Linked DNA regions of Homo sapiens: region 2 is linked to region 1. Evidence: chromatin loops called from intact Hi-C (ENCODE). Cell type or tissue: CD4-positive, alpha-beta T cell. All regions are shown on one strand. Links, peaks and the distances in the headings refer to the core of each region. The heading gives the core; the rest is flanking DNA.

Evidence for each region. Hi-C counts contacts between places; a loop is a spot of excess contacts. Peaks named below come from ENCODE experiments on the same cell type or tissue, not always from the same donor. Only the 100,000 strongest peaks of a DNase experiment are listed, where the experiment ranks them.
Region 2: it touches region 1 in a loop (16-fold over the local background); 29 of 110 quality-filtered maps call a loop at or near these places.

Annotation. Positions count from the first base shown.
Region 1 is chr6:135,530,215-135,543,163 of GRCh38, reverse strand. All of the region lies in intron 2 of AHI1-DT (AHI1 divergent transcript), which reads right to left. Among named protein-coding and RNA genes, the nearest start is that of AHI1-DT, 39 kb to the right of the region's middle. In CD4-positive, alpha-beta T cell, for the core only: a CTCF peak has its summit at 7,033 (motif pointing left); a DNase peak (open chromatin) is centred at 7,043.
Region 2 is chr6:135,905,766-135,913,765 of GRCh38, reverse strand. All of the region lies in intron 1 of PDE7B (phosphodiesterase 7B), which reads right to left. Among named protein-coding and RNA genes, the nearest start is that of PDE7B, 58 kb to the right of the region's middle. In CD4-positive, alpha-beta T cell, for the core only: CTCF peaks have their summits at 3,595 and 3,794 (motif pointing right); a DNase peak (open chromatin) is centred at 3,805.

The DNA of each region.
Region 1 (12,949 bases), core at 2,583-10,582:
TCTCCATTCTGTTCCATTGGTCTATTTGCCTGCTTTTGTACCAGTACCATGCTGTTTTGGTCACTGTAGCCTTGTAGAATAGTTTGAAGTCGGGTAACATGACGCCTCCTGCATTGTTCTTTTTGCCTAGGATTGCCTTGGCTATTCGGGCTCTTTTTTTGGTTCCACATAAATTTTTAAATAATTTTGTTTAGCCTTGTGAAAAATGAAGTTGGTAGTTTGATAGGAATAACATTGAATCTGGAAATTGCTTTGGGCAGTATAGCCATTTTAGAGATATTGCTTCTTCCTACCCATGAGCATGGGATGTTTTTACATTTGTTTGTGTCTTCTCTGATTTATTTGAGCAGTGTTTTGTAGTTCTCATTGTAGAGATCTTTTACTTCCCTGCTTATCTGTGTTCCTAGGTATTTTATTTTGTATGTGTGGCAATTGTGAATTGGATTGCCTTTCTGATTTGAGTCTCAGTTTGGTTGATGTTGGTGTGTAGGAATGCTAGTGATTCTTGTACATTGATTTTGTATCCTGCAACTTTGTTGAAGTTGTTTTTCAGCTGAAGGAGCTTTTGGGCTGAGACTATGGAGTTTTCTAGATATAGAATCATACCTTCTGCAAACAGAGATACTTTGAATTCTCTTTCTATTCGAATGCCCTTCATTTCTTTCTCTTGCCTGATTGCTCTGACTAGGACTTCCAATACTATGTTGAATAGCAGTGGTGAGAAAAGGCATTCTTGTCTTGTGCCAGTTTTCAAGGGGAATGCTTCTAGCTTTTGCCTGTTCACTATGATGTTTGTTGTGGGTTTGTCATAGATGGCTCTTATTATTTTGAAACATGCTCCTCCAATACCTAGTTTTTGAGACTTGTTAACTTGAAGGGATGTTGAATTATTTCAAAAGTCTTTTCCACATCTATTGAGATAATCATGTAGTTTTTGTCTTTAGTTCTGTTTATGTGATGAATCACATTTATTCATGAACCAACACTGTCTCCCAGAGATGAAGCCTACTTGATCATGGTGGATTAACCTTTTCAGGTGCTGCTGGATTCGGTTTGCAAGTACTTTGTTGAGAATTTTTCCATCAATGTTCATCAAGGATATTGGCTTGAAGTTTTCTTTTTTGTTGTGTCTCTGCCAAATTTTGGTATCAAGATGATGCTGGCCTCATAGAATGAGTTGGGAAGAAGTCCCTCCTCAATTTTTTGGAATAGTTTCTGTAAGAATAATACCAGCTCTTCTTTATGTATCTGGTAGAATGCTACTATGAATCCATGAGATCCTGAGGCTTTTTTAGTTGGTAGGCTATTTATTACTGATTCAATTTCAGAGCTCATTATTTATCTATTCAGGGAATCTATTTCTTTCTGGCTCAGTCAGATGTCACTTTAAATCGAAATCGGTGGTCAAGGAAAGCCTTTCTGCAAAGATGACACTCAAACAAAGATTTAAAGGAGAAGAAGAATGAGCTCCCCAAAATATATAGGGAAGAGTATTTTAAGCAGAAAGACAAGCAAATGCAAAGGCCCTGGGGCAGAAGTGTGGACCAGTAAGAGGAGATGAAGTCAGAGGAGTAGGGGAGGGGACACAAATCACAAAGGGCCTTAGAGGCCATGGTACTGACCTTGACTTTCAGCCTGAGTAGAGGAGCCATAGAAGGGTTTTTGAGTAGAGAAGACAGAGTTTGATTCTCAAGTGATCATTTCTATTGTTTTGTTGAGAGTAGAGTTGTGAGGGGCAAGGGTGGAGGCAGGGAGACCAGTTTGGAGGCCTTTTTAATAAGCTAGATGCCTCAGCCGCCACTCTTGGGCAGAGAATATTCCACTGGTTGTGCCACAAATCTGTCTTCAAAACAACACACCTCCAAGTGCAGCCTATAATACACTAAAGTATCACATAGCTTTGAAGTACAAATGCAGGTAGGGTCAGCCCAGCTGTCCACTGACTCAAGCTGGCTCCTGTGTGAGTAGACATTATCAGGGGACCCCCACTCATATACACTAGCACTGCACAGAGGGAGTTGAGAGAACAGTGCTGTCTGTGACTTGTTACTTAATGTTGCTCTCAGCCTCTACGGTTGCAAACCCACTATTCCTTTCATTCTTGAATGTGTCCACCCCATCCTTTGGCTCAAAAGTCTACTGTTAACATTGTATATATTGACTCAGTTTCCCCACTCAGCTGCCTTTCCCACTCCTGCAACTGAGCAAGGTAAAACTATAGGAATCCTATTTATGTCAAGACATAGCAGAGATATCACCAGTATACTGTCATTATGGATGAATATCCACTTTCTTACCCAACATATATATGCCCTGTTTGAGCTTAAATGCTCCACACAAACATGTAGGCACCAACTTTAGGCTTTTTTTTTCTATTTTTGGCCTTGCAAAAGCCCCATACTCTTTGTGAAAAGAAGGGAAAAGTTCCACTCTCTCTACCAGCGTTTTCAAACCAAGATGTGACCACAAGTACAGCAGCACCACCTCAGGGCTACCCTGGGAAATGTGTATCTGAGGGCCTGGATGTGAAAGTTGTGTATCTGTCTTTTATATCCAAACACCCATAGGAGGCCAGAAGAGAGATCTGTTATCTTAGAATGAGAGGATTCCAAGATGATCCAAGGTGTTTGGTAAATCCTAGGGCTTATCATATGATGGCAGAAATTTATCCCGCATTTCCCTACCATATCTGCCCAAATAAATGGTTTCCCCTAAGAGGCCAAGTGTTTGACTGATGCTTTGCTTCATTTGTAGCCTTATAGGTGCTGCAGTTCCTGTTTTCTGCTGACCAGCTGTTCATCTGCCCTAACCCTCCCTGACCATAAGCCCATTTTTTTAAATAAACTGCACAGTAGTATCATGGAGACAATGGATAAAAAATACCAATGCTCATGCTTCTCCATAGCAAGTTAATCAAACTTCTGTGAGTGTGGCTAAGGCATTACTTGGGGTGATGGCAATGTGCAGACAGGATTGAGTGAAAACTCCATTCTTAGCCATCAAAACTAATGTCTTTATTCCTTAAGTGGAAACCATCCTCATTCAAGAAAATACTGGAAGAGAACAAAGCTAACTTTATCCGTGAACCTAATTCTACACAAAACTGATCCCAGACAAGGTGTGATGGTTAATATTGAGTGTCAACTTGATTGGATTGAGGGATGCAAAGTATTGTTCCCGGGTGTGTCTGTGAGGTTGTTGCCAAAGGAGATTAACATTTGAGTCAGTGGACTGGGAAAGGCAGACCCACCCTCAATCTGGGTGGGCACAATCTAATCAGCTGCCAGTGCAGCTAGAATAAAAGCAGACAGAAGAACGTGAAGAGACTAGACTGGCCTAGCCTCCCAGCCTCCATCTTTCTTCTGTGCTGGATGCTTCCTGCCCTCAAATATCAGAGTCAAATTTCTTCAGCTTTGGGATTTGGACTGGCTTTCTTGCGCCTCAGTTTTCAGACAGCCTGTTGTGGGACCTCACCCTGTGATTGTGTGAGTTAATACTCCTTAATAAACTCCCCTGTATGTATATACATCTATCCTATTCGTTCTGTCCCTCTAGAGAACCCTAATACACAAGGTCAGTTCTCCTAGCGGGAATGGGAGCTTTTGGACACCAAATTTTCCTTTGACATGTGGAGGTACTATTTCCCTTTGCTTTTGCTCTGTAACACCAAAGCTAAGGCAAAACACAATCCAGCATCCCAACTCCCCCATCCCCTAAAAACTGATTCAATCCCTCTACCTGCTTCTTGACAAACAGCCTTGATGGCTTTGCATGTGTAATTCTCTCTTCTTGGAATAATAACTTCCCTGCATCCCACCTCAATTCATTCCCATCTCCATCTGACTGACTTTTGCTCAAGGTAACAAACCTTGATTATGAGATATGACCACCACCTATTTACTCCATAGCATCTCCCACTTCTTCCTATTATAGCACCTATCACACTGTATTATACTGTTTTTCATCAAGTCTATGCCACCATCAATTATAAAACACACTATTAGTTTATGTAACATCAAGGAACAAAAAAAGCTGCCAGTAAAATTATTACACAGCCTTATCACTTAGAATTTTTATTTTATATGTATTGAAAGGGTTCTTTTAGTGTGATTCTGAGACATATCAAAGAGCCCATGGTTTGTTAGCATTTTTTATTCAATAAACTGATCGTTTTCATTTTTCTTCAATCAAAATACATGTCACACGAAGTTAGGCAACTGCTGTTCAAACTCAGCAGGAAGTTTCTGATATTGAAGTTTGACACCTTAATGATAGTCCTGCATGAGTGAATTGGTCACATCAACTCCTTGTTGTTTTGAAATTTCTTTCATCTCTTCAAAGGCAATTTTTCCTGACTTTCATTGAATTGCTTGGCATGTGACATAATTATTTATCAGACTTTTATGTCATATGAACCATTTACGGACTTTAAAATGAAGATTCTGATTTTGTAAGTCTGGTGTGGCGCCTGAGATGCTCCAAATCTAACAACTTCTCAGGTAATGTTGATGCAGAGACTGTACCTGATCCAGAGACCACACTTGGTTGTAGCAAGGTGATAGACAATCCTTTGACACATAGCATAGTCACCACATTTTACACAACTTATTCAACATGTATTTTCCTTTCTTAGAACCCATAATTATTATTTTATTATGGGTTTGCAAGAAAATAAGAAATGAGAATCATCCTTCCAATGGTAAATATTTACCTCAGTGACATTAAATATACATCCCACTGCACTGTTTCTAGCCCTTCTTGCACATACCACAATTTTTTTTCTAATACTGAATTATAAGGTAACATTTAAAGCATTTTAAATGGCAATTCACTCAACTCATGCATTATCAACAGTGCACATACCTCAATGAAGGGAAGACAAGATCAACAGCTATGACCAAGTTTGCACCCACACAAACCAAGACTGCTTATGACAGCAGCCTAGACATGGCATTTGCAAGATACCATCAATTGTAAGATGCAACCTGATTTCCAAGAGGTAAGACAGCTGGGGGTGGGGGTGCTATGCATGCCTTAGTACTGATGCAATACTGTAGTTGTCTGTGTTCTTATCTCTTTTCTTCAACTGTATTGTGAGTTACCTGAGTGCATGGACTAGAAAAGCCTTTGTCCTAAATACAGAACACAGTGTCAGGCACAAGGTAAGTATGTGGGTTGCAAATGCCAGCTTAATACTCTTCTGACAATGTAGTTTCAGCTGGACTAAAAGTCGGTGACTCACACTTATTCATAACCCATACATATTTGAAATGTTCTCTGGTTGTGCCTACCCAGGGCTTAATGTGAGTAAACGGGAAAACCAATGTGCCTTGTCAGCTAACACAAGCCCAGAGTAGTGGAGTAGGTGGTGGTGGTATTTTAAAAAGACTCATTGTATGATTCTTTGAGATTCTGATTACTATCATTTGCCTTTTGATGCATTGTGACTGGTCTATTCCTACCCTCCTGGCTAGCCTGTTTCATTTTTCCTTCTTTATTGCGATATGGCTCAAGTCAAGTAGAAATTCATTATCTGTATATTATTATTCATTTGGGCCTTCAAGTTCATGAGCATCTCTGATAAAAAGTATATGAGTCTCCTACCTCCAAAAAGACATGAGGAAAGAATTATGTTAGCATTTTACAAAAGCACTTCATGAAATAGTGTGTTCATTAACATAGAGGTTGTAAATATAAAAAATTATTGCTGAGGAAATAATGCAAAAATCTCAGTAACTGTAAACAACTAAATTTTAATTATCTGATATTTAACTCCCAAATCGTAACAGGACAGCTATTCAAATAAGAAAAGCCCTCCACTTAAAGTTATCTCATTAAAATAGAAATGGGCTTTTATAGTCCAAAAGCATAAGAATTTAAGGAAAGTCATTACATTTTAGGACTAGAAGGGATGATTCCAAAATCATCTTGTATAAATCCTTCATGTTCATAGGGTTGAGATCTTTCCAGGTTTTTCCATCCGTATAATTAAAATGTTATTTATAATTTTAACACTCTATATTCATATGAAAACATAAAATTGTTCAAATGCTTGATTCACAATAACACTTCTCTCTTTATATATGATTAAATCACAATATTTTAAGTTAAATATTCCCCGTAGAGAAGGGAAGTGGAAAGATCATTAGAGAAGTCTTTGCCTATAACCTCTGCCCTATGTAATAGAACCTATTAAAAATGTAACATGTGACCCTTGCTAAGAAAATATATAGCCAATAATCTTACTAGTCAAGAATGCTAAAAGTGGCATTGTTTCTTCTGAGATTTGAGAGATGGAGAAATCAAGGTAAGATTCCCTTTTTATATTCAGGCAATATTTTTCTAAGGGGAAGAGAAAATTCTTCTAAGGATGGGCGAAAATATTCTCAAATTTTAAGCCGATTTTTCTCTAAAACACAATTTTAAATGTCTTGTTAAAAAATATTTATGTTTTCTGTGGAGAAAATAGAGATTGTTTCTAAAATATCAGCTTTGTTTTAAACCAAATTCTTTACAGGAATCTGCCTGCTTGAGTCTAAAAATCCTCCAAAGAAATAGATGTAGCAGCAATTTTCCATTAATGAGGGTACCTCTAGCATTTATTTATTAGATCTTCTCTAAGGAGATATTTACTGAGTGCAGGCCTCTTTTAGATGTCTATTCTATCATTCTGGTATGTGCAGAAAACTGGAATGTCAACCCAGGGCCTGAAAAGTGGTAATGTGCCTTTAAAGGGGTCTACATTACAGCTAAAAGAGTTTAGTTATTGAGGTCAGAAGGTGCCTGGTTGTATTTCCTTTTCAAGTATAAATTGTGGTAAGAAATGCTCTGAAGTTCACGTGATGGATTTGAGCAACCCTAGATGGCTACAAACTTCCATAAGTAAGCTGCCTTGCCCATGACTAAGCCCTAATTCTTGACTACCTTCATGTCAAGTTGGAACAGACTGGGAAATAGAAAACCGGGAAACAGAAAATTTTTTGCAATTCCTTTGCAGGAAGGAGAAAAAGTCAGAAAAATCACACATCAAAAAAACCGGAGCTTTAGCGACCTCTTGTGGGATAATTTACTAGCAGCCCATAATAAAACACTTGCAGATTGAAATCTGAGACAGGTTTTCATTGCAGGTGCAGTACTCCTCTGGTGGGCCTACTGAGAGCCAATGGATTGTTACAACCTAGAAATGCTTATACATACATACAGTTATCAATAAAGTGTTGGCCAGATGTGGTGGCTCATGCCTGCAATCGCAGCACTTTAGGAGGCAGAGGCGGGCAGATGGCTTGAGCTCAGAAGTTCAAGATCAGCCTGGGCAAGGTGAAACCCTGTCTCTACTAAAATACAAAAATTAGCACGGTATGGTGGCATACACCTGTAGTCCCAGCTACTTGGGAGGCTGAAGAAAGGGGATCACTTCATCCTGGGGGATAGAGGCTGCCGTGAGCTGTGATCCTGCCACTGCACTCAAGGCTTGGCGACAGTGAGACCTGGTCTCAAAAAATAAATAAATAAAAAATAAATAAAGCATTAATAGTTGCACTGGACTATATGTTCAAGAGAGCCTACCTATATAATAAACACACATCAGAAGTGATTTAAATGAAGAATTAAATATATTAAGACATTTAGAGCCTTTTATCCATAGGATAAGAAGGAACCTTCCAACCACTCATCATATATTTAATGGTCCTCTGCAAGGAATCGAATCACAGGGGAATTTGGGAAGAAATTATGGATTAATCCTACCTAAACTACAGGCATAATGTAAGTGACTCAATAAATGACTTAATGGAAAATAAAAAAAAATCATCTTCATACTTAATAGTTAACATTAATATTGTTAGAGCTATAATGAATAATAAATTGGGACATCTTCTAGCTAGATTCCTAATATATTTACGGTTAATAGGATGAAGAACAAGGGCAGAATTTTTGGCCAAATGGACCAGGGTCCTCGCCACAGTGGTTTAGTGGTTGATGAGTCTACATACCTCAAGAATGACAACTGACTGAGGAGATAAAGTCATTGTGTCATACTTGGAAAAATATTTGAATAAATACTAGAGGAAAAAATAGGGCTGTATTTCACTATCAGATGAGAGGTAAAGTAGTGAGAAGATAATTGAATTATAGCATCAAGCAATCAGATCTACGGTTATAGTGGTTTAAGCATAGTCACTTGGACTTTCATAATGGACATTTCCTCAGAATGTCTTTACTTTCCATATACTCTGGAAGATCATTTTTCATAATTCCAAAGACATGTTCCTCTCAACAGTGTTTTCTTAATAAACAAATTTGTCTGTAATTCTTGTTTAGGAAATCTAATATATAACTAAAGTTCAGATAATTAATTCATTCCTCTTTGTTATTTTTTCTCCTTGAAATCCAGTTATGTAATCAGTCTCATGATTGTGAGTGTATTAGGCTAAAATCCGAAATTTGAGTATTTTAGGAGATAGGCAAATAGACATAAAGGCAATTGAATACACATTGCAAGGCTACAAACCAGGTTATCTAATAATATAGCTCTGTAGATAAATTTTCTTTTGCTTATAGTTGATTCTAAAGTAGATTATTTAAGAGATTGTGCCTTGATTGTAAGTCATAAAATAATATTTTCTGTGTTATAAGAATGGGAAGCTAGGGTCTGGTAATAAATTATGGCTAGGTTTTATAATTAAGATGTCAGAAGAATAATTTGGTAAGTCAGTAATTGCTTTTCTCTTGCTTGGAGCATTTATCTTGGTTTATATATTTTTAATATTCTGATACTGATGCTCATAAATCATTTAAAATAATTTAAAATTTTTAATTATGTAAACTTCCAAAATTAAAAAAAATCAGTAGATTTTACTGCCCAAACCTAATTATATTCATATTTGCATACTACCTTATACCTATTTTTTTTTTATTAGCCCTTATCCAAAGATAGTCTTACATTTTCTTAGCTATAATTATGGAATTAGATGCATGCCACATTGGGCACTTTATTTCTATTTCCTACAGTCTTCATAAGCCTTACTGTAGAGATAAATAATATTTTATTTATCATATTGGTATAACATCACTCATCATTTACTTTATGATCTCATAAGTTATTTGTAATTATTTGCTATTGAATATAATGTTGCAATAAACATCTCCATATAAAAGTTTTAGAGGGGCTTTATTGTTACCAATAATTTGTTCCAAATCTCTTTGAAATAGTGTAAGAGCTGTCAGCGTCACAGCAAAAAAAAGAGATGGCACACTCTGAAGGGTTTTGTCTATTATGATTTCATTTAATAAATGTTCCTAAGGTTTCTAATGTATCCCCAATAGTACTGTACTATTTACACCAGCAAATACTAAATTACTATCTATGTATTTAAGCAGGTATGACCTCCTATTACAATACAGAGACTTCTGTTACCCTTGGTTTCTGGAAAGTAAAAACTCTTAAATCCTGTTTCACACAATATCGCTGGGCCTCAGCAAGTCTCACTCAGGACTCATGGGGGCCCCTTCATTCCTGAACTCAGAGACCTTAACATGCCAAAAAGTCCTGCCCTTCTCAGCAGTTGTCAAATTATGAGAAAGGTTCAAGCCCCAGTGGCATTCATGTTTAACCTCCACACATTTTCTAGGTCCTTTTAATCTCTTTTAGTCTGCACAACTACCCTGTGAGAAATGCATTGCTATCCCTTGAATAGTGCGATATTAAAAATTAGATGTTAAGTAGTTCTCTCGAGGTCACAGCTATGAAGTGGCACAGTCAGGATGTAACCCAAGATCTTTCTCTTTAAAAAGTCATGTTCCTTACACCACTTCACCCTGCTGTGTAACACAGATGTCTAGTAAATCAGCATAAAATGTGTGAAGTTCCAACACAGTGCTGGTATGCATTAGGTGTTCCCCAAATAATTACTTGCCATGATGTTTGTTTTTCTCCAATATGGAATTAACTTTGGTTATATATTCCATTTAACTCTATTCTGTTTAGTTTAACATTTGTTGAATGCCTATGGTGTGCTGGGTAGTATCCCAGGTACCAAGGCTGTAGAATGAGTGAGGCAAGGTGTTGGCCACTGAGGTGCTTCTGGCTACATCTGGGCAACAGGACTGCAATCAATGTGGTAACTGTTGTGAAGAGAAGCATGGGGCACCTGGCAGTGGGCAGCACCTAGCAGTGGGCAGGTGAAGGTATACCCATTAAGGATTCAATCAGGGGAGTGATGTTATGGGATTTGCCTCTTCTTCTTCTTCTTCTTTCTTCTTCTTTTCTTCTTCTTTCTTCTTCTTTCTTCTTCTTCTTCTTCCTCTACCTCTTCTTCCTCTTCTTCTTCCTCGTCTTCCTCTTCCTCTTTTCCTCCTCTTCCTCTTCCTCCTCTTCCTCCTCCTCTTCCTCTTCCTCCTCCTCTTCCTCTTCCTCCTCTTCCTCTTCTTTTTCCTCTTCTTCCTCCTCTTCCTCTTCTTCCTCCTCTTCCTCTTCTTTCTTCTGCTGCTGCTTCTTCTGCTTCTGCTTCTTCTGCTGCTGCTTCTGCTTCTTCTGCTTCTTGTCCTTCTTCTTCATCTTCTCCTTCTCCTTTTTTTTTGTCATCCCTCTGCTACAGGAGGATGTGCCCTTTAAATGGACAGCCATGATGGAAGAAGGAGGATGGACTGTGAGTGCAAAGCCAGAAAAGATGAGGCAGACAAAGGAGGCCAAAACAATAATCAACATGAGTGAAGATGAATGCCTGAACTAGAGGAGTAACAGCAAAGCTAAAAAGTAGGAGGAAAAGCAGAGGAGCAATATTTAGAAGTGAAATCAGCAAGATGTAGTGACTAAATGAGGTGAGCATGAGGGAAGGCATTTCAAGTGACTCCAAGCGGTCTGGCTTTGGTTTCTAATGCATGCTGGCACCATCATGTGAGGAAGTATGTAGAGTGGCAGGGGAACCTGGTGTAGAAAATTTTCAGTAATTGGAGTATGTTTATTTCACTAAGTTATGGTCCTTCCAATTGGAAGCCTAAGTTGCTGAGCAGATCTGAGGCGTCAACTTATAGGTGATAATACATACTGTGAAATTAAATGAGAACCACATCCTGTCTGCCCCTATCTGAAGAAGCATATGCAGAGTAATAAGAGCAATGGGCTGAAAAAAGACCTCCAAGAGTACCAGCATTTTGAATTATGCAAAGAAAAAAGATAGAAAAAGGGGACAAGGAAGCAATAGGCAGAGAGTTTCGATGACAGAAGAGGGCATTAATGAAATAAAGAGGTGGTTTCAAGAAATGGGTTAGTATGCTAAATAAAATAAATGGATTTAAAAATAGTAAGATCAATTATGGTTAGCCAGATATTGTCAGCGCAGAGGATAGAGGAGGAAGCCCGATTTTAATAGGTGAATGAATGGGGAATTCAAGAAGTGGTGGTGGTCAAGTGCAGACTATTCTTTCTGAAAACAGCTGATAAAGGTTAGCTGATACAGACATGGCTAACATTAAAGGGGCACACAAATTCAAAGATTTTTTAAATGGGAGTTCCATAAGCCTTAAGAAAAGACAGATGAAGAGAAGCAGAAAAGTTGAAGGCATATAAGAAAATTGGAGAACAGACAGAATAGTATCCTAATCAAGATCCTAACTGGAAGGCCTGGCCTTGGGAAGAAGGCAAGAGAGCTTCCACTGAGATTGGTGGGAGAGAGTCAAGGATGATTCTGGTTCAAAATTTGAGGGAAGGTATGGGTGTTTGAAAGTTTTCATTCTTCAACATCTCAATATTGTCAGTAGAATAAAAGGCCAAGGCACCAAGAAAAAGTTAAAAAGGATCTTAAGGGGGAATGGCAGGAATCTAAAGAAGTTCTTGGGAAGGGTGGCAAGAATTACTAACCAAGAACAAAGCATAGGACAGTCAAGCATTGATTAGACTCCAGCTAAGTTAAATATTATATTGGCCCCTAGCAAATACCAAGTGACCTTTTTCTGAGACTGTTCAACAGCCAAGGTATATGCATAGGAAAGTCCAAGGTTTCAGAGATTTGGGGATGTTGGTACAAAAAAGTGGTTCCATCAATAAGTTATAGGGTTCAAGCTGGGGAGGGATATAAACAAGAACAATGTGGTAGATAAACTGGGGTAACAGAGCCATGAGATAAGAGATGTCTGTGGTGTCAGAGAGACATCTATGGAGAGTAAGGTCTGAGGAGAGAGCTGGAAGTAAGAGGGCAGGACAATTGTAGGGAATAACAAAGTTCAGAGTATATCCACAGTTGCCAGTATTTTGTGGGGTGACAAAGGTATGTGAAAATCACTGGAGTTGGAGAGGTGGAAGAACCTTTGAAGTCAGGGAAGATAATAACAGGATTTAGCAGAGGATGAAATTGTGACCCAGGTGTCAGAGTCTTGAATGGAGAAAGTGAGTGACCTAGAAGAATTGTTTTCCAAGGAGAACCAAGCATCTGTCATTACCAGGTAGTCAATGGAGCCCTCTTTTAATACACACAGGATGTGCCATGGGCTTCCAAGTTGCGGCTAAAATATTTGGGGCAGTGGAGGGAGTACCATTCGTGTTGATCCAGAGAAGACAGAAAACCATAAGAGTAAGAGAGAATAATGTTTCAGAGGGATTTCTATTTTAGCCCATTATCCTAAGTGACCAGAATGGAAGGTCATTGAAATTAGTCTAAAAATTTTTTAAGGGATCTTTAGTATTAGATTTCAACACATGAACATTTGACTTGGAATGATCTAATTCATATCCACCAGGGAAGTCTGGAATGGCTCAGGCAAAGCTTGCCTTGGATTTTAGATTGGTAGAAATTACAATTTCACTATACTCCAGCCACATCATCCATCTTTACCTTCAAACTGGCCAAGTTCATGTCCTCCTCACCCGTCTAGTCTCAGCTGAAGTTTAACTTTGTGGTAGGGCTTTTTTCAACTACCTACACTAAAGTGGAAGCCACTGCTGTCATTCTGAATC
Region 2 (8,000 bases), core at 1-8,000, 370 kb before region 1:
AAAGAACAGCTTTTTAAAAATTACATCAAAGGTGATAACAAAAAACTAGGGTTTTATTAAAGAAAGCATAATTGTTTTAATTTTAAAGACAAATTATCTGGCAACTCTTGCCAGTACATGTTAAATGAAAAGGAAACTTTTTTTCTTTTACTTTTTAAGAACTCTTTTTGAATCAAGGTACCTACTAAAAGGTGGGACAGGCATTGGTAGGATGTTAATATGAGAGGTCATTTCAAATGGAAGACTGGCAAGATCAAAGCCAGGAGGCATAGGTGTTATGCACTAAAGAGTGACCGCAGTAGTGGACGCTGGATTCCAGTCAAGCTATGTTTTCATACTAACATGATGAAAAAATAAAGGAGTGGGTCAAAAGGTCCAGCAGGAACCCTGGGCCTTAGCAAGCAGGTGAGGTGGCAGCACCAGGCTGGGCATCTTTCATGGTGGTTAGCAGCACAGGCCCTGGACTGGAATGGCCTGAGTTAAAATCCAGACATTACCAGCTGTGTGACATTGGGTAAGTTATCAATGATCTGGGAGACTTAATTTTTTTATATCTGGACTATGTGGGGTGGTAGGAGGAGGAAGTGCAAAATCAATACTCAATTTATAAAGTTGTTTTGTAGATTAAAAAGATAATTATGTGAAGTTCTTATTACAAAGTTCGTGGTACACCTAAAGTATTCAATAGATGTTTGTCATTATTATCAATGCAAAGAGAATGGGATTTAGAGTCAGAAGACATGGGTTCAAGGGTAGAGTGAGCAAGTTCCCTGCTTTGCCCAGGATGTTCTCATTTCTAGCACTGAAAGTCCTGAGTGCTGGAAACCCCAGCCCAGGGCAGACAGGATGGTTGATCCCCTAAATTCTGGCACTACCGACTGTGTGATCTTGGGCAAGCTCCTTAAATTTGGGCCTCATTCTTTATCTGTAAAATGGGAATGATAAAAATAGATATCTATCATGATGAAATGAAATAATGCCTGTGATGAAATCTATGTAAATTAAAAGCTATTTTCAGATATTAATTATTGTTACTAATAGCCCAACTGTCACTATTCTCCTAAAGACCCATGTTTATTTTTTCCTCTCAGCTGTTGCTCATTTTATTTTCCTTTTCTGGAATGTCCTTCACTTTTCCATTCATTCAGCCAGTGATCTCTCCTGCTTGTTCTCTCAGTTTCTTCTTTCAGGTATATTCTTCCTTTAAATCCCCAACATTTAGAAATATAGTCCCTTGGTATCCATGGAGGATTTGTTCCAGAACCCCTGCAGATACCATAATCTGCAGATGCTCAAGTCCCTAATATAAAATGGCATAGTATTTGCATATAATCTATGCACATCCTCCTGGATACTTTAAATCATCTTTAGATTACTTATAATACCTAATAAAAAGTAAATGCTACGCTATGTATGTAAATAGTTGTTATACTCTATTGAGTTTTAAATTTGTATTTTTTTATTGTTGTATTTTTCATTTTTTTCTAATATTTTCATTTTGCCATGGTTGAATCTGCTGATGTGGAACCCAGGGATACAGAGAGAGAACTGTACTAGGTAGGAGATTCTTCCAGTGATGCCAAACTCTTAATGTATAGCAACTCTTCGCTTATGCTGGTCACAGTGTTGCATGCATGGACATTTACATGTGTTAACGTGTGTGTGGTGGAAAGTGAGGGCTATGTTGGACAAATATAAGCACTTTTACACTATTTACTTTTGGAAATCTCTTCCAGATAGGAAATTCTATAGCTCTAGAACTCCTGGCTTCTTTTCAAAAATATTCCATGTGTACTTTGGGCTCACAGTGGCCACTTGTCCTGCCATTCAATATAAATATTATGTATACTACAAATGCAAGGCACATATATGAAATTTAAAAATTTCTAGCAGCTAAATATTTCTAGTAGTCAAAAATATTATACAATTTTTCATGAGATATTTTACTTTTTTTGTACTAGCTCTTTGAAGTCTTGTAGTACATCTCAATTCAGAGCTTCACAGCAAGAGCTCAAAATCTACAAGAGACTTGTAGTTACCATATTGGATAGTGCAGATTTGGACTTTTGTGGTTTTCTGCATAGGTTCACAGTGCCTGGCCCCTAATAATTAGACCATGTCTTCTCATACACAGCAAACACAAAAACACATAGATAGCATGGTGAAAAATCATATTCAAACACAGACTTAGGAAACTGACATAATAAAACAGCAGAATGTTTCTGGGTCAACTCAAGGATTTGCATCTAAAGTCTACCATAAACTTTTGTAAATTGTTTATATCACGTTGGTTTAAAAGTTTGTTCAAAGATGGACAAACTATTTGTTGAGTGTTGAGAAAATCCTATCCTTGGTTATAGAAAAAGAGGACTTCAGTTTCCCCTGGGGAGAAGAAATATATGATGTGTGGTGGCCAAGGTCATCCAGTTGGTCACTGAAGAAAATTCACCAACCATCCAAAATAAGGGCAGTTAGGGTTTGCTTATATTTTTCCCTGAACAGCTGTGGGTGTGGAGATTTAATGGATCACCTAGAATTTTCCTGCCACAGCTAATGATTCATAGGGACAGCTTATGAGTTAATTAGAGCTCTCCCAGCCTTCTTGTAAATAAAGACTATGTTTAATGAGATGTTCATTGTAATTACTGAATCCCTTTTTATAGCCAAATGTTTTTGCTTTTTAATTCTTACATTTTAAATATTTTTCCTCCTGTGAAAGATTTATGTACACAGGGTAGAGCCTTGTGTTATCAACTGCATAATTACTGCCCCACCAATCTGTTTTTTAAACTCCTTCTTAGTCATGCTTCTGAGACCAGAATGTAGGTTAATCATGCAGAATGATGGTCAGATATTTTCTAAGAATATGGGGTTACTCTTGGGGAAATTTTCATTAATATTCTCATAAAATAATCTCCTTGGCTGTGTCGAGATAATGCAATAAAAAAAGTTTAAAAATTGCCAGGGGTTAGATGCGGGGGCAGGGGGTGGTGAAGGTAGTGGGTGGAGCCGGGGTTGTGGGAGGGATGAGTGGCTGGAACACAGAAGATTTTTAGGGCAGTGAAAATACTCCATATGGCACTATAAAGAAGGATTGATATCATTATACATTTTTCCAAACTCATAGAATGTACAACACCAAAAGTGAACCCTAAGGGACTCTATGGACTTAGGATGATAATGATGTGTCATTGTAGATGCATCAACTGTAGCAAACTTTGGTGGGGGATGTGGATAATGGAGGAGGCTATGCCTGTGTGGGGGCAAGTGGCTTATGGGGAATATATCTTCCTCCAAATTTTGCTGTGAACCTAAAACTTCTGTAAAAAAGAAAGTCTTTAAAAGTGAAAAACAAAACAAAACAAAAAACAAACAATTAGTGAGTAGTTACTTGTATAACCTCGGTGTTACTGACAGTTCTAAAGTGCTGACTGTGATACTGGCTTCTAGAGGAGTGGGACCTGTGGATACCAAGATTGTCCCAACACCATCTAAGCACAGATATTGGTAAGTGAGGAGTTGGATCCCCCTTGGATGTTGTAGTGGGTAAGCTTTGAGGTTCATACTCTTTGAGTTTCACACCCTCCCTGGTGAACTTAGCTGTGTTCACAAATGACTGTATATTGGTAACAGCTATATCGCATGTCAGACATCATTCCTAAATTTCAAACTCATATTTCAAGTGTCCTTATTGGATATCCTCACCTATTCCCACAGACACTACAAAAGCAATACACCTGTCAGGATTTTAGGTAGCAAGCAACAGGAACAGTCTCTTGCAAATGTAAGCAGTAGAGGGCGCCATTACAAGACTAGCTGGCTCATAGTGCTGGAGAATTAGATGTGAGCTCTTCAGCCTAGAGCTAGTCCCAAGATCACACCTGCGTTTGCCGAGGATCCGAGTCTACGGCTGCTGACCTTGCAATGCTGTACCTTGCACTTTTGTCTCCACCAGCACTGGGCTCTGGGCCCCACCCTATCACCAGGCCACTTTTGCGTAGACACTTTGATCTTCCCGCAGCAACTCCAGAAAGCAGTTAAAAATTCTACTTGGTGAAATATAAAATAAAATTAAAAATATAAAAATAACATATATGATTATTATGAACTATCATACAAAGAGAATATTTATTTATTTATTTATTATTTATTTATTTGTGGAGACAGGGTCTCATTCTGTGGCCCAGGCTGGAGTGCAGTGGCATGATCTCGGCTCACTGCAACCTCCACATTCCCAGTTCAAGCAATTCTCGTGCCTCAGCCTCTGGAGAAGCTGGGATTATAGGCGCACACCACCACTCCCAGCTAATTTTTGTAGTTTTGGAGTTTCGCCACATTGGCCAGGCTGGTCTCAAACTCTTGGCCTCAAGTGATACGTCCACCTCGGCCTCCCATAGTGCTGGGATTATAGGAAGAATATATAACTATTAATGCACAATTTAAAGAATGATCAGAGAGTACCCATGTTCCCATCTTCAGGGCACGAAAGAAGATATGACAGCACCACACCTCTGAGATCCCTTCTGTTTCTCTACACACTCGCATTCCTCTTCATCTATCCAGAGGAAATGACCACTCCGAATTTTTTTTTCTTTTTAAAATTTCACAGTAATTTAACAACAATTTTACATGCCCCACAACAATTCAAAACACAAAGTCATTTATATTAAAAGTTAAGGAACATAACTGAATTCTCAAATATTGTCATAACTAACATAAGATCCAAAGTTCACTTTGATAACTTAATGCTTTAACTAACAAAATCCACTTATCTTGATCATGCATAGATTAGTTTATAATAATTGAAAAAGGCAAATATTTCTAGGTACTGGAGATACCAGGTAAACTTGTGGTAAATTCTCTGTGATTTCGTTCATACTATAACAGACTTTTCTACTTGATGCTGGTGTTTTTTTGACCATTCAGAAATTTATCTTATTCTCTTTCTTTTCTTTCTCACTAGACCCACCTACATAGGTATTCCCCAAGCAGCATATTATTGTATGTTGCCTGAACTTTTTGCAAATGGGAACAAATTGGATACTTGTGCTTCCTTCTTTCAAACTTAGATTTTCAAGTTTCCTCCATTTTGAGATATAGCTCTATTTTATTCATTTTGCCTGTGGTATTGTACTCTAATGTGTGAATATAATACAATGTACTTATCCTTTCCCCTCTTGGTAGACATTTCAGTTGCTTCCAGTGTTTCATTTTTGTTTTTTTTAACATATTCTTATAAATATTTTTATACAGATACATGTAAATGTTTCTTTAGGTAAATATCTAGGAGTAAACTTACTGAATTGTAAAATAGGTGATGACAATAGTTTCTAAGGAAATTGGACCAATTTACACTCCTAAAAGCAGATGATAGGCCGGGTGCGGTGTCTCACGCCTGTAATCCCAGCTCTTTAGGAGGCCAAAGTGGGAGGATCACCTGAGGTTGGGATACGAGACCAGCCTGACCGATATGGAGAAACCCCGGTCTCTCCTAAAAAAAAAATACAAAATTAGTCGGGCGTGGTGGCACATGCCTGTAATCCCAGCAGCTCAGGAGGTTGAGGCAGGAGAATTGCTTGAACCCAGGAGGTGTAGGTTGCAGTGAGCCAAGATCACACCACTGCAGTTCAGCCTGGGCGACAAGAGCAAAACTCCGTCTCAAGAAAAAAAAAAAAAAGCAGTTGACAAACCTTCTTGTTTCTTCATAATACTCCACAAAATATTATCTAACTTTCAAATTTCTGCCAATTTGGTAAATATGAAATAATATCTCCTAAGAACTTAATTTTGCATTCCTGAGATTTTCAGTTACAGCATCTTCCCAAATGTTTAGGGGCCATCTTCTATTTCCTTTGATATGACATGTCTTTTCAATCTTTTGCCCATTTCCTCCCTATAGGAGGAATGAATATCTTCTTTATAACAAGTCTATCCAAGAGCAGGATATATCTGTCTTTATTAAGGTTTTCTTCAAAGTTTTTCAAAACTGTTTATTCAATAAGTTTTATAATTTTATCTATAAGAGTATTACATGTATTTTTAGGAATATTATTCTGTACTTTATATCCTTGTACTAAGCTGTAAATGTAAATTAAAATTACATTGTCTAACTACTTTTTCTAGGCATATAGAAACAGTTAATGTTGTACATTCAATTTTTAACCAGCACATTTCTAATATTCTCTTATTAATTATAGTAATTTGAGATTTGCAGGCCTGAGCATAGCAGAGTAGCTTGTATTGGACTAATTCTCCTCTGATAACAACTATAGAAACTAGACAAAATATAAACAAATAATTGACTAAAAGCACCGCTGAGCAACCAAAGCAAGCAGAAACTGGAAGAGGCCTGATCCGTGAAAACTAAGCTCTGTAATTCTTTGGGGTGCCAGGGGAGAGAATCCAAGTAGAAAGGCACAATTTTACTGGTTTAAGGAAACAGAGGTCAGAGTTTAGGGCTGCTAGAAGAGTTGGAAATGGAAGGTAGTCTCAAAGAAGAGCCAGGTGGAAGGAATGTCAAAATCTCTCTACCAAGTCTTCTTAAATTGTTGGCTGACTCCTAAATCCTGCATGTGCAGGGAGGGTCTCCAGGAATTTTATAAAAAGCAGCAGCAGAAAGCTGTAGCTAGGAGGCCAAATGAGAGCTGAGCAGAGATTTCAGCAGAGATTTCCTGGATGTAGGAACAGAGTTTGCAGTTCACCAAGGACCAGCATTCATCAGTTGCTTTCCTCTGACCTTGCCATGTCATTTCAGAGATTTTCATGAGCTGGGAAGAATAGGTAGGTGGGCAATTAGGGGTCAATTTAGCTGGTTAAGTTTGGTTACCCTACCAACTATATAATATGAAAGGTAAAAATGCATTTAGACTCAAACGATTTCTCATTAACCACCTTTCCACAATGACATCCTGGGAAAAGCCTAGAGGATTAAAAAAAAAAAAAAAAAAAAAAAAAACAAACCTCATTAACATTTGAGTCAAAAGAAGACATGTAAATGTTTCTGCTATGAAAAGTATTTGTATGAGTCATTACATCAGGACACTATATAAGTACGTTCATACCATTTAGTCAAGCAAGTGCTTGCAGAGAATTTATATATAATCCAGAACTTCAAGTCTCTCTTACTTTAATTTGAAGAATAAAATCCAACAAAAATAACAAAATAGGGAAGACATTTCTAGCGTCTTCCTCTTATATGGTATAATCATCTATAATCTCTATTCTTGGTAGGTGAGATTGGGTGGGCAAGAGCTGTAAGTTCTGTTATCAGAATATCCATTTGGGAATGGTGTAAAATGATGACTGTTCAGAAGACTGAGACCTCGACTGATGGGATAATAGCTAAATATCAAACAGTAGGACAAAGGGAGAGCTTGCAGTTTCCCTAACTTTGTAAAATCATAGCCAGTAGATCTATAAGTAGTTCAACGGGTAAAGATTTTGCTTGTTTTGTAAAGAATCTGAAACTTTTAAAATAAACTTTAAGATATCACAAATCATTCTGGCTTTCTCGTTAACCATTTATACAATAAGTTCTCTAAAATGCTTCTTTTTCAAGCTTTTTACTGTCCTAACATGGGCCTTATCCACAGACCCTGACTAAAATATCCTGAGTCTCCACCATAGGCCTGCTCTGCGGAGTTCCCTAACTCATGTCATTGTGGGCACACTTCCTGAACCGTCACTTCCAAGCAACCAGAAAGAGAAGGTTGTACTTTTGAAACAGCAGCGTCCAATTGAAAAAACCGGGCTGAAGTTTTCCGAACATGTGGGACTCTTCTTTATAATTTGAACAAAGAAGAGGAGGAAAATTACAGGGTCACCGCAGCACAGGGCAGGAGAGCTCCCTTCTGTCCTGCTTCTCCTCAAACAATCCAGCAAAACGATGCCTGTGACCACCACTCCAAAAGTGACTGGCACGCATTCCAGCTGCTCGCCACACAATCAGTCCTTTCTGTCCAGAAAAAGGCCTGGGATTCATGCTGGCTTTTGCGTAGTGC